2 separate regions of the Homo sapiens genome follow, and region 2 is linked to region 1. A link is a contact called in ENCODE Hi-C or POLR2A ChIA-PET data. All regions are on one chromosome and are shown on one strand. Each heading gives the region's core, a stretch centred on a gene start or an enhancer-like site at or near the end of the contact. The rest is flanking DNA. Distances are from core to core; before and after follow the strand shown.

The links. A loop is a pair of places that touch in the nucleus more often than their neighbours do. ChIA-PET counts read pairs that join two places held with the same protein, here RNA polymerase II (POLR2A). Pooled maps may share reads with other maps.
Region 2: a loop to region 1 is called in a map of B cell, with 20 times the contacts of the local background. The contact joins two enhancer-like sites. A Hi-C loop is called at or near these places in 2 of 168 maps with a recorded cell type or tissue (B cell and mammary epithelial cell), 2 of 37 single-sample maps with no recorded cell type and 5 of 50 pooled maps. POLR2A ChIA-PET finds 5 or more read pairs at or near these places in 3 of 52 experiments (K562 and WTC11).

The regions. Positions count from the first base shown.
Region 1 is chr6:6,543,544-6,550,548 of GRCh38, reverse strand. The region is part of intron 3 of LY86-AS1 (LY86 antisense RNA 1); the gene reads left to right. Among named protein-coding and RNA genes, the nearest start is that of LY86, 42 kb to the left of the region's middle. RefSeq lists enhancers at 3,217-3,266, 3,357-3,406, 3,487-3,546. Within about 2 kb of position 4,373, at least 5 of the 41 ENCODE cell types and tissues checked have a DNase peak (open chromatin) inside an H3K27ac peak, as active enhancers do.
Region 2 is chr6:6,376,145-6,383,149 of GRCh38, reverse strand. The region is part of intron 4 of LY86-AS1 (LY86 antisense RNA 1); the gene reads left to right. Among named protein-coding and RNA genes, the nearest start is that of F13A1, 59 kb to the right of the region's middle. Within about 2 kb of position 3,394, at least 2 of the 41 ENCODE cell types and tissues checked have a DNase peak (open chromatin) inside an H3K27ac peak, as active enhancers do.

The sequences.
Region 1 (7,005 bases), core at 3,124-5,623:
AGAAACCATTATTTTTCTGGTAGGCCCTCTCTTAGCAAATGTCAGTGACTCCCGCTCAGCATAGAAGGTGACTGTTGGCTCCTGCGACCGTGCCAGTGTGTCTTCACTAACAACAGCAGCTATAGGCTCCTGCCTGGGTTGCCAGCACATGACTGCAAAGCCTTGGAGCTGCCGAGCAACAGTGCAGGGACCGGGTTGTATGGGCTCACCTGAGCACTGGATCCTGTAAAAGAGGTAGCAGCTTTCTGCAGTTCAGGATTTCTGGAAACACCACATTTTCCTTGTTTTTCCAGTTTTAATAAGAATTTGGTAACCAGATTTCCTATATGAAATCTCTTCCGCTTTGAAATACCTACAGTGGTGTCTGCTTTCTTCTTTGGAAATGGATGAATCCAGCCATGGCCAGGCCTGCTGCCCTGACACCTTGTCATGGAAGAGCAAGAAATAAAACCTACAAATCACTAGGTTGGTGACTGGTTCCATAATAAATCTCTTTTAGACCAGGATTCTTGGATCACAATACAACGGGAGCCACATTTTAAAAATGTTCTAGTAGCCACATTTTTAAAAAGCAAAAAGAAACTGGTAAACTTAATTTTAATAAAACGTTATTTAACCAAGTAAATCCAAAACATCACTGCAACATGTATTCAACATAATGCAATGATTAATGACGTACTTGACATTGTTTTTTATGTGAAATCTGATGTGTAGTTTACACTGGCAGCACAACTGCATCAAATGAGCCAGATCTAGGTCTGAACAGTCACATGTGGTAAGGCTTCTGTAGAACATGGCTTTAAATCCTCAGGGCTGACAGGGCATCCTCGCCTTCCACCCACTTTAAAACAGCCTGCAAGGCAGTGTGTGACCTATGGCTTTAACTCTGATGAGGAGGATTCCTCATGGCATGGGTTGCTGAGAACCCTGAATCACAAGGTATAAAGCAGGGACCGAAGGACTGTGCCCACTGCAGCAACCCCCCGCTGGGTTTAATGCTCTCCTGTTGCCACCCTGAAATTTTTAAAGACTTTTTACGGGGTCTTGCTCTGTCATCTAGGCTGGAGTGCAGTGACATGATGTCTTATACCTCATCTGGCTGAGACTCACTAGAGAAGGTCACTAGTTAGAACTAGAGAAGGGGCTGGGCACAGTGGCTCAGGCCAGCACTTTGGGAGGCTGAGGCAGGAGGATTGTTTTGAGACCAGGCTGGGCAACACAGTGAGACATTTTCTCTACAAGATAAAAATTAAAAAAATTATCTGGGCGTGGTGACACGTCCCTGTAGTCTCAGTTATTCAGGAGGCTGAGGTGGTAGGATCGTTGAAGTCCAGGAGTTCAAGGCTGCAATGAGCTAGAATTGAACAGAGTGAGACCCTGTTTCTAAAAAAAATTAATAAAGAACTAGAAAAGGTTCACTGCAGCCTTAACTCGTGGGCTCAAACAATCCTTCCCAGTAGCTGAGACTACAGACATGAGCCACCATGCCCGGCTAATTTTTTTTTTTTTTTTTTTTTTTTTTAGAGACAGGGTCTCACTATGTTGCCCAGGCTGGTCTTGAACTCCTGGACTTAAGCCATCCTCCCGCCTCAAGCCAGTCTCCCAAGTAGCTGGAATTACAGGTGCATTGCACTGACCCCAGCTTCTTCAAGATAGAGTCTCCCTCTGTCACCAGACTGGAGTGCAGTGGTGCGATCTCAGCTCACTGCAACCTCTGCCTCCTGGGTTCAAGTGAATCGCCTGCCTCAGCCTCTGGAGTAGCTGGGACTACAGGCGCATCCTACCACGCCCAGCTCATTTTTTGTATTTTTAATAGAGACGGTGTTTCATCATGTTGGCCAGGATGGTCTCGATCTCTTGACCTTGTGATCCATCCGCCTCGGCCTCCCAAAGTGCTGGAATTACAGGTGTGAGCCACCACGCCCAGCCAAAATTCTTAGAGAACTCCACATCATCATTTTTCACTGAGTCTCTCAAATTACGTAGCTGACTTGGCCTCTTGGGCTAATGTTGTAGTTTTCCTTCTTTCTAAAAATTGCCCTTTTGCCTTTTTATTGTACTTTCTGGAAGGCTTCACTAAATTTCTATTCTAACTCTTCTCTTGAAACTTTCATTGTTGCTATCATATTTTTTAATTTCTAATAGGATTTTTCCACCTCCTGAATATTCCTTTTCTTGTGGCATCCTTTTTTCATGTGTGCAATATTTTTTATTCATTCTTCTGAGAATGTTAATGATAGTTTCTTGAAGTTTCCTTTTGCTTCTATTTTGAGTTTTTTTTTCCTGCTTTGTTTGGGCTTCATATTTTATGTTAGAGATAAAAGCAGATGCATTTGGTTTGGAAAGACAAAGGATTTTTCCCTGTTGAAGTAACGTAGAATGAAAAAATAAGGTGATACAAACATTTTAAGGGCAAAAGAGGCAACATTGAGGAAACTCACATGAGGCCAACTTCAACTCTGTAAAGTAGAAGTTGTTTCTCAAATTGTGAGATACTGTAAGGGCAAGAGCTAAAAATTGGAAGGAAACATTTGGAATATCTGCAATGCAGGAATCAACAAATGCTGAAAACTGAGTTGCAGTGAGGGCTCATCTGAAGTCCCACAGCCTAAATTTGCAGCTGGTCCAATTGGCATAGTTTGGTGACATTCTCTAGTTAGTCTTGGCCAGATGGGGTAAAGACAGAAAAGCAACTGCAGGGTGCTGGGCAAGTCAAGGTAAGAGGCAAAGAGTAGAGAGACAGCTGAGGGGTCCGAGGTGCTGGAGCGCCCTGGCGGGAGGCCAGCCACAGGCTGCGGTAGTAAGGGAATAAAAGGACGTCTGAGGGACAGAGGGGCAACTCTGGTGAGGATCAGTGTCCCGGGAATTTTTCAGGCAGTGTGGAGTCTGCTTTCAGTCCTGAAGGAATGCATGAGCTGGTGGAGGCCATGACAGCATAGGAATGTAAAACAGTTCCACATCCTCTTGGAATCAAGAGGCATGCATTCACATCCTGTCTTGGTGGGACCTGGTAAAGTCAGGTAGTCAGGCTGGGAGTCAAAGAGATTGGATTTTTTATGTCCTATGTCTCCCTAGCTTCAAATCCACCCTCTCTAGAATAGATTGCAAAAAGGGGAATTTCCATTACAGCATATAGCATTCGTCCTATGAAGAAACCCCCTCGCTCAGTGACTTACACGAAAAACTGGGGTATAAAACACCCATAACATCTGGCCTGCTGCAGAGCTGGCTTCAGGAACAATTGTGGACCATTACATCACTCTCTCCGGTCTGCAGGCATTGGCGGGTACATGCGGATCATAACCACCAGATGGCGCTGTTGGCCTAAGCTCGAGCACAGTCCACAGCCTGGAGGTCCTGGGAAAGCCTGACCTGAATCTAAAACTTCTCTAAACTCCCTAATTTGATTCAAAAGCAAAACAGTAGAATACTTCTGCACATCCCAGCGAGGTCAGAGTATAGCATCTGCGTGGCCCGTAGGCAAGTCATCGGTGGTTATTTAAAGCCCGAGTTTAAGAAAATGACTTCACAATGCAGAGAAACTGGGGAGCCGGCGCTGGTCCCTCAGTCCCCGACATGGAACGCTCCTGCACCCGCAGCGGAGTGGCTGGCAGCGCCGCATGGAGGTGGCGAGCTCCAGGTCTCACGCAGCGTCTGTCTGTGCAGTGCCCAGATGGCAGGGGCTGTAGAGGCCTCTAGAAACCTGCGGCTCGGCTGCATTTCTCCAACCTGCCATCCGCCCTCACCACCCCAGCTCCAGGCCGCCGCACTTGCTGGCTCTGGCCACCGCCAAAGCCCTAGGGACGGTGCACTCTGGCTGCGCGGTGGCCGCGGGAGCCGGTGGCAAGGGACTAGGTCCTAGGGGGAGAGACTTATTTAGTCTCGCAGGGCCGGCCTCTTTGCATACTCTAGGGGCCCCGGGAGCTCAGCGTGTGCTTCCCACGGTTGTTTTCGAGAATAATGTGGCTTTCAGCCAGGCCAAGCCCCTCGCGGCTGGGCGGTGCGTGAGTTCCCAGGTGCGCGCTTCAGGATCGGAGGCGCCCGCCGGAGCAGGGCGTGCTGGATTCCAACAGTACGTGCTAAGCACAAAGGCCTGAGCCCGAGTGCCGGGGCCTCCATCTCGGTGGACTCCAGTCTCGTGGCCCACTTCCCACGTGCGCCCGGCTCAGGCGCGCGGCTCTCCCGGCGGGCGGGTGCACGGCCTCCCCTCCGCGGCTGCGGCTGCGGTTGCGGTGGCTTCACTGCGGCTGGTTCCTGCCAGGTCATCTGCTTTGCGCCCATCTAGGCCGCGGACAGGCGGAGGCTGATTAATTTTTCATGGCGATTCACCCGGCTGTTCATCCGAAGGCAGCTTCTGGGGCGGGAGCTGTTAAGGACCCGACTGTGCCAGGGGCTGCTCTTCCTCCGGCCGCACTAATTACTGACCTGGGAGGGAGACTCGGGTTTTTCTCCCCAGTGAGCTGTTTTTTTGCCTTTTGGCGTCTTTTGATTTCCCAAGCAAAGCTGGGGGCTGGGAATTCAAGGATGAGGGCCAGGAAAGGCTGAGGGAGGAAGGGCGCCTGTTCAGTTTAATCTTATTTGTGGAAAGCCCCCCCACCCCCAGCTCAGCCTGGAGAAGGAGCTTGGGGATGGTCACATCCTTGTCCCAGGAGCTCGCGGGCTCCTGGGGAGATGGGACTCGCAGAGTGGGGGTGAAAGAGTTGATTGACAGTGTGGGAATGTATGTACCAAGGGCCAGTGTAGTGGGACCCAGTGTAGAGGAGTCGGGGCTCCAAGAACGAGCCAGTGGAGTGAGCGAGGAAAGGTAGTGAAGGAAAATGAAACGAACCGCCGGGTGCGGTGGCTCACGCCTGTAATCCCAACACTTTGGGAGGCTGAGGCGGGTGGATCATTTGAGCTCAGGAGCTGGAGACCAGCCTGGCCAAGGTGGTGAGACCTCATCTCTACTAAAAATACAAGAAGTAGCCGGGCGTGGTTTTGGAGTGGGGGAGGACACTGGGCTCCCAGGGGAACCTGGTGTGAATGTTCCAGGTGTGCTCCTTAACCACCCACACACAGGTGGGCCATATTTCTGGGACTGGTGTTTTAAAGTTTCCCCTTCCCTCCTCCATTACATAAAAATTTGAAAATTTACAGATATGTATAGAGAAATCGCTATGCAGAGGAAAACACTGGGATTTTTGTGTGTGTGTGTGGAGGGAGGGGAGTTCTATCCAGGTGTTTTCCATGTGGATAATTTTTACCTAATTGTATGTTATACATGTACGGCGTACGTAGTGTTATGTTAAACATTGTGTGTTTAGGCATTTAGAAAATATGATTTTTCATTATGAAACTAGTAGATGTTCTTCTCAATTTTTGGAAAATAAGGAAATATATGAAAACAAAAATTAAATATTACCCGGATTCTAAATACATAATAATCCTTTTGGTATGTTTCCTTAAACTATTTTTTTCCTGTGGGTGTTTAATTTAGTTGAGACCATATGCTATTTGCTAATTTCTAAACATGGTCAGTATAGAAACATCGTTAGATAGAAGGCTAAATGAGAGAGGTTTCTTCTTTTTTTTTTTTTGAGACAGTCTCACTCTGTCACCCAGGCTGGAGTGCAATGGTGCGATCTGGGCTCACTGCAACCTCTGCCCCTCCGCCTCCTGGGTTCAAGCAATTCTTCTGCCCCTGCCTCCTGAGTAGCTGGGATTACAGGTGCCCACCACCACGCCTGGCTAATTTTTGTATTTTTAGTAGAGACGGGGTTTCACCATGTTGGTCAGGCTGGTCTCGAACTCCTGACCTCGTGATCTGCCCATCTCAGCCTCCTGAGAGAGGTTTCTTAATCTCAGTGCTTCCCAGGGCTCCATGACACAATGTCTCCCTCTGCACCACTTCACCCCAACACTTGTGGAAGAGCCAGGGAGGGCTTGGAAGAAACACTCTAAAACCACCTCCCAAACCCCTCCTCACAAATAATCCCTGCACCCAGCTGCCCACTGGCCCCTGCCCTCTGGTTGTGGCAAGGGCTTGGGAGCTGTGGGATCCCTTCTCAGCCACCTCTGCAGAACATCCGTGCAGACATTGTTTTGTATATGATCTCAGTCTTTTTAGTGTATTGTTTGAAACGTTAATTTAATTAATGTCCAATTAATTTAATTTAATTTTCACAAAGGAACAAAGGTAGGGCCCACATTGGAGTTATCCTCTGAATCATCGAGTGCAAAAAGAATATGGCTGGCTGGGCTCAGTGGCTCATGCCTGTAATCCCAGCACTTTGGGAGGATCACCTGAGGTCAGGAGTTCGAGACCAGCCTGGCCAACATGGTGAAACCCCGTCTCTACTAAAAATAAAAATACAAAATTAGCTGGTGTATGCCTGTAATCCTAGCTACTTGCGAGGCTGAGGCAGGAGAATTGCTTGAACCTGAAAGGCACAGGTTGCTGTGAGCTGAGATGGCGCCATTGCACTCCAGCCTGGGCAACAAGAGCAAAACTCTGTCTCCGGGGGGGAAAAAAAAAAGAATATGGAACCACATCTACAGAATTTTGAGGATAAAGTGTTTGTGAACCAAACATTTTTGTTCTATGTCAAATTATCTTTCACATTTAAAGCGAAGAGAAAACATGTTCATTATATAAGAAAAATGCCACCTAGTACATTTTTTGAAAAAAACAAAAACAAAAACAAAACCTCAAAAAACTTAAAGGGGATTTCCATTTCTGGCTGTGAGGGAGTATTTTGTACCAGAATAACCCTCCTGCTGAAGAACTGTGAAAACCAAACCAAATAAAATGTAATAGAGTAGTCTGAGAACATCAAAGAGCAGCCAAGGTTGCTGGAATCCAAGGGCCAAGATGTTCGAAAGGAGACAAGTGCATTGAAGTCAGTTCTTTCTTTGCAGCTGTTTTTGTCCCCCGGGAGCATTCGCTGATTCAGGTCCTGTCATGGGGTGTGAAACCCAAACAGAAAGTGGCAGCTCATAGCTTGCCACAGTCAAAAAAATTGGAAT
Region 2 (7,005 bases), core at 2,145-4,644, 170 kb after region 1:
CTCTTGGATTTATCTCCTACTGCATTTCCTATTTGCATTTCTGTTGCTACTGCCCTAATTCAGATCATCATTCCCTCTTGCCCTCACTAAAGCCATGGTTTCCCTTGGGTTTCCGTGCTGCTAATGCATCCTACACAATGGGAACAAAGGACTAGCCTGCTAAAAAATAATAACTCTAATAATGTTTCTCCCCGCTCAGAACGTCTGCTGTCTTCCTCTTGCATACAGAACAAAACACAAACTCCTTGGCCTAGATTTTAAGATTCTCCCTGTTATGGGTTGAATTCTGGTCATGTCTTGCCCTCCCACCCCCAAATTCCTGTGTCGAAGGCCTAACCCCCAATACCTCAGAATGCAACCATATTTGAAGATAGGACCTTTAAAATGGTGATTAAGTTACACTGAGGCCATTAGGGTGGACCCTGATCCAATGTCGCTGGTATCCTTATAAGAAGAGGAAACTTGGACATGCAGAGAGATGTGTGCATACATCTGTGACCATGTGAGGATGCAGTGATAGACAGCTTCGTGCAAGCCAAGGGGAGAGGCCTCAGGAGAAAGCAACCCTGCTGACACCTTGACTTTGGAGTTCTAGCCTGCAGAACTGTGAGGAAATCAATCTGGTATTTAAGGCACCCAGGCTATGGTATTTGTTATGGCAGCGCTAGGAAACTAGTAAACTCACCAGTTAGCCCCCATCTGCATGTTCTAACTGATCTTCTGGTACTTTCTCTCACTGCCCATACATGCTAAGCCCTAGCCTCGGAGGTTCTTATGTGATCTGTGGTCTTGAACCTTCTGTCTTTGCGGTGATGACCCCTCTGCATAGACTGCTCTTTCCACACTGCTTGCCTCTGGACTCAGCTCACACCTCACATCCTCTAACAACATGGAATGAGCCATTGCAGATGAACACACCTCTCCTTGCTCTCTGTTTGTTTTGCCTACCCCAAATCTATTCTCCCTCTACTTCTCCTTCTCATTCTTGTTGGAGGGATGAGCAGCAAAGTGCCTAGGTGAAAAAAAAATGCATTTCTCAGCCTCTCTCTAGGCCCAGAGGTTATGGAGCACTGGTCTGGCCAGTGAGATGTTAATGGAAGTAGGTGGGTGGGATTCAAGGAGAAAGCCTCTAAAATGGGCTGCAGATGCAGCTGGCATTGGTCTGCCTTTTGCTCTTTTCCTCCTTCCTTCTTTTATCTCCTTAAAACACAATGTGACACAGTGGCTAGAGTAACCACTTTGAAACTACAAGGGACCATCAAGATTGTTGCAGATGCTAAATGTCCTCACCACATAAAAATAAGTATGGAGGTGATGGAGATGTTAAACACCTTGATTTAACCATTTCACTGTGTATGCATAGGTGGAGATCTCACATTGTATACTGTCAATGTATACAATTTTTATTGGTCAATTACATCTTAATAAAGCTGGGGGAAAACAGTTGTTGCAAAGACCTTGACCCTAACATCTTTGAAGCCTTGAAGCAACACCAGCAACCATGAACTTCTGGAATTCTAGTTGTATAGGAAAAATAAAGTCCTTACTTGTTTGAGCCACTTTTCCCTAGGACTTCTTTTATTCGTAATGAAATATAATTCCTCACAGATAAAACTTCCATAGCATTTAGTTTCTTGAGCAAAACACCATCTGGCTTAGTGGAGCTGCTTGTATGTCCATCATCCTTCACTTGTAAGTTCTCCAGGGGCAGGAGGCCCCAGTTTTATTTATCTTGTGTCTTGCACCACTCCCAGTGCATGATGAGTGCTCAGTAAATACTTGTAGAATTTTCTGGGTCTTCGTGAATCTTAGCAAAGGGGAGAAGCCCATGTCAGCCATGGCTTTTCCAGCATGAGGCTTGTTCTGCTGCAGGTTTCAAGAGAACGAAGACATGCCATGAGGTTGTGGTTAAAGGTCAGCCATAAACCACATCAGTATGGATTATCTTCCTGAAGGAAGTTATTCCAACTGCACCATTTGGATCCAAGTCTGGGTCTTCCAGACAAATCTTCAGTTTCTCTCATGTTGCACATACATTTGGGATCAGAGCATCAATGCAGATCTTCCTTGATAGAAAGGGGACATATTTGCAACACACAAAATACCAGACTGGGCAGCTTAAACAACATAAATGTATTTCTCACAGTTCTGGAAGCTGGAAGTCCAAGGTCAAGGTGTTGTCAGGGTGGGTTCCTTCCGAGGGCTCTCTCCTTGGCTTGCAGACGGTGTCCTTTTTCCTTGTGTCCTCACATGCCCTTCTCTCTCTTCACATGCATCCCTTGTGTCTTTTCCTCCTCTTAAAAATAGACACCAGTCATAATCCATTAGAGCCCTACTTTAATGGCCTCATTTTAAGTTAATCACCTATTTAAGGCCCTATCTCCAAATAAAGTCACATTCTGAGGTACTGGGGGTTGGAACTTCAACAGTGTTTTGAGAGATGAGGGAAACAACTTTGTCCATGCCTTTATATGTGGTTACATTGGAGTGTGTGTGTGCATGCATGTGTACCAATTAATGTAGAACATGATTAGAACTGAAGGAACATTGAAGAATGCCTCATTCCAAACTCCCATTGTAGAGGTGAAGAGATGACACCCAGCAGTGGTTTGGCGACCAAGTTGGGCCTGAAACCGATGCACTTCCCCCATGCAGCTCTCCATTAAGGAGTAAAGGTGAGAACATAGGTTCAGAACATTCTGCTGAAATGAGGAGGACAGGGTAGATCATTAATCTCCATTCGATGTTCACAGCAGTACTTCCTAAGCTGTTTTCTAAGGAACGTTAGTCTTGCAAACTGTTGATTAGTATTTTATAAGTTTTTTCTGCAGTCTCATGAGGAAGAAAAGGAAAAAAGAAAGGAAGGAAGGAGAAGAAAGAAAGAAAGAGAAGGAAGGAAGAAAGAATGAAAGAATGGAGGGAGAGGAGGAGGGAGGAAGGAAAATAAAACTGTGACCCGTTCTTACTTAAACTTGGTTTAAACCACAGAAAAGCATATCCCATGGCTAAGATACTCTCTTTTTGGTGGGGTGGCCCCTGCAGTGAAATAGCTGTGTAGGTGGCATTTACACTTGTAATTCCTGTCCTATAAGGGAAATAGATTTGCCTGTTAGGTGAGAAGCAATGGAAAATGAGCAGTTTTTACTGTGTGTTGAGATCTCACCTTGAAGTCACGAAGGATAATGGCTAATAAAGCTTTCGAGTGGGAGAGACTGTGCCTGAGCTAGCGTCTCCTGATGAGCTGGGCTGGGAAGTGTGTCTGCAGGAAGAATTGTCTCTGGACCTGTGATGGCTTATTTAGCCTGAGGTCACGCAACAGGGGCTGTCTTCAACTATGAAGCACAAATGAAGTTGTTTGGGTTCCTCTGCCTGTGAGTCAGTGGCGTTACATGTACAACATGGCTCTTGTTGGTCATTTACAGAGGGAGGAAGTGAGATCAACAATATTTATTCACGCCTCATTACTTCTGCCCTGCAGAAAGCCATAATCCCAAGTTTATGACTGCCTGAAACCATTAGATTTTTTTAAATCTGGTTTTCAGAATCTATTTTCAAAAATCTATTTGCTCACCCCACCTACATTTGGCAGAATGAAAGTTACAGAGTATAACAAGAATAAATACTCTGACATTTTTCTCTAAGAATACTAAAATAAACATATTGCATACTGAGTTTATATGAGATTTTAAATATTTTAACGTTCAAACCTAAAACATTTGATTTTTAATGGTTATAATTGGAAATAGCCTTGTGTATGAAAGTCTCCTTTTTCTGTTTTTACATGAGAAAACATCTTATAGAAAATTGAATCAATGAAGTGTGTGGATGAGTATTGCATATTTTTATGAGGGTATTTCTTTATTCATATAGAAAGTGTGTATAAAGAATCTGCTAGGTATTATTGTGTTACAGGAAGGGTGACTGACTGTCTTGGCTTCCAGGAGATTGAAGAGTTAGTGTTAAAACCAGGATAAGTTGGTCACCCTGGTTAGACCTGGAGAGTCACTGATAAATAAAATATGGTCAAATAGTGGTATGGCAGTGCCTTGGGAGAAGTACTTTCTGTTTGCTTATAGGAACACAAAGTAGGCTACCAATTTAACAAATTCCAATTTTTTTTTTTTACTTCAATCTAAAAGACCCTTGAGGCCAGGAGCAGTGGCTTACATCTGTAATCCCAGCACTTTGGAAGGCCAAGCGGGCGGATCACCTGAGGTCAGGAGTCCGAGACCAGCCTGGCCAACACGGCGAAACCCTGTCTGTACTAAAAATACAAAAATTAGCTAAGTGTGGTGGTGCATGCCTGTAATCCCAACTACTCGGGAGGCTGAGGCAGGAGAATTGCTTGAACCTGGGAGGTGGAGGTTGCAGTGAGCCAAGATTGTGCCACTGCACTCCAGACTGGGCAAAAAGAGCAAAACTCCATCTCAAAAAATTAAATAAATAAATAAATAAAACCCTTGGGTGTTTTTGTTTTGTTTTGCTTTGTTGAAGGTTGTACTCCAGAACAGAACTAGTATAACAGTTTGGGTGTGATTGGGGGATAAAAAAGAAAGAGAGCAGATAAGAGAAAAAAGAGAGAAAGAAAGAGAAGAAAAGGAAGGGTGGAAGGATGACAGGAAAGGAGGGAGGGAGGAAAGGAGGAAGGACGGGAGAAGGGAGAGAGAGGGAGGGAGGGCGGGAGGAAGAGAGGCATGCCAAGCTTTGGCAGGCAGAGTCTATGAGACACAGCCTAGAATTTTACTCCATACACCTGCTCTTAGGAAGACATCAGCATTTTCAATAAAGTTCTGCAAAGGGCAATTCAGTCTTTCTAAACTCCAAAAACCTGTGATGTGGTAGAAAGGAAGCCAGAGTGTAATTTGCCCCAGCTTCAGCTATTTCAGTTCCACCAAGGCCCAGGTCTTTCCTGTTTTGTTCAGCAGCTAGATTAGCTCCTGGCATATTACAGGAGTTCAGTAAATGTTAGTTAAATAAATGAGTAAATAAGAATAAATCCTGGCCGGGTGCGGTGGCTCATGCCTGTAATCCCAGCACTTTGGGAGGCCAAAGTGGATCACTTGAGGTCAGGAGTTTGAGACCAGGCTGGCCAACATGGTGAAACCCCGTCTCTACTAAAAAAAAAAATGAGCTGGGCATGGTGGCACAAGCCTGTAATCCCAGCTACTCAGGAGGCTGAGGCACGAGAATTGCTTGAGCCTGGGAGGTGGAGGTTGCAGGAAGCCAAGATTGTGCCACTGCACTCCAGCCTGGGTGACAAGAGTAAGACTCCGTCTCGGAAAAAAAAAAGAAGAATGAATCCTGTGATTGTGTAATTTATGCCTATTGCGTGTTAAAAACCTCAAACTTCACAGAACTTACGATTTATTAAATTAGCTACTTCTTGCTTGCCCAAGGTTAACAACGTATTTGTGTAATTTGTACACATTACAAAGTTGCTTTTTGTTGCACCTTTCTCAGAAATATGCAGACTTATGACTTAATCTGAGTGATTACCTGAAAGTGGACATAGTGTTTAGAATAATGATGCTCATGGTTTTAGTAAAAGGCGAAAGATTTTTTTTTTTTTTTTTTTTTTTTGAGACGGAGTCTCGCTCTGTCGCCCAGGCTGGAGCACAGTGGCGTGATCTCGGCTCACTGCAAGCTCCGCCCGCTGGGTTCACGCCATTCTCCTGCCTCAGCCTCCCGCGTATCTGGGACTACAGGCGCCCGCCACCACGACCAGCTAATTTTTTGTATATTTAGTAGAGACGGGGTTTCACCGTGTTAGCCAGGATGGTCTCGATCTCCTGACCTCGTGATCCACCCGCCTCGGCCTCCCAAAGTGCTGGGATTACAGGCGTGAGCCACCGCGCCCGGCCAAGGCGAAAGATTTATACCATCTGTAAAGGAACCAGAGTGTGTGCTTATGGTTTTAGTATACTCCATGTCACATTTGGGTCTGCAAAGGAGAGATTGTTTACTTTCCCAGACACATAAATCTATTTCAGGTGCTTGCTTGTCCACAGAAACCATAGTTACATGCTTTGCAGTTCAGAGCCTGCTGAAGTGATGCAGTATGCAAAGGTGTCGTCCTATATACAGATTCTGTGTGGGAACTGAAGGGGAGAAATAGCACCACTCTGTGGATCACAGTTGTGACATCGTGTTTGGCATCCCTTCTATCAACTCCGTCTACTCCATTTCCACCTTTGTCTCCACTCCTGGCTGCCCGGGGCTTTCAGGCTTTCTGGCTCCTTCCCCCAAGACAGTGTCTTCAAGATGTGTCTGGGCAGCGGCGGGGTGGGTGGGGAGGGGGGCAGTGGTGGTGGTGGTGGTGGTGGTGGTGGTGGAGGGGTCACTGCAAAAGGATTTCTTGAGGATTTATTTTTAATGCTGATTTCAGAGCTCCCCCACCCCCAATAACTACCCTGCTAGTTATTTTGCTCCCCTATCCCAGCTCTATGCTCTGGGAGGTTGACCTTGATTAACTGCATCCCTGGCTCCTTGCCTGTCTAGTTCTGTTGGCCTCAGTGAATGGTGGCCCTAAGGGGAGACCAGAGAACAGGAGGCGAGAGGGGTCGGCATGCTTCTTCCGGTTCCCTCCCTGCTTGGTCCTCACACCCCTGCTCCTGCTGCATGGCCCCTCCACTTGGACTGGCTTCATCAGAGCTCCAGTGCTCACTGGGCTTGGGTACCACAATCTCCATCCTTTGCCTCTTCAGCCCTAGGAGCAGTTCTACCTTTCTGCTGCCATTGGTTTCTGGGTGCTTCAGCATTCCTGCTGGTCTTCTCAAACCTGTCCTCATCTAAGTGAGGAATCCCTCCTCTTAGTACCTTCATTTGAGGCACCTGAAATGAATTCTGTCTACTGGTGAGACCCTCACACATATGCCCATTATTTTGTGTATTTTGCGGGGGGGGGGGGGGTAAATTTTTTAAATTTATTTTTTGTATATGAGTACGTTATTTAGCAGTGATTTCCGAGATTTTGGTGCACCCATCACCCAAGCAGTGTACACTGTA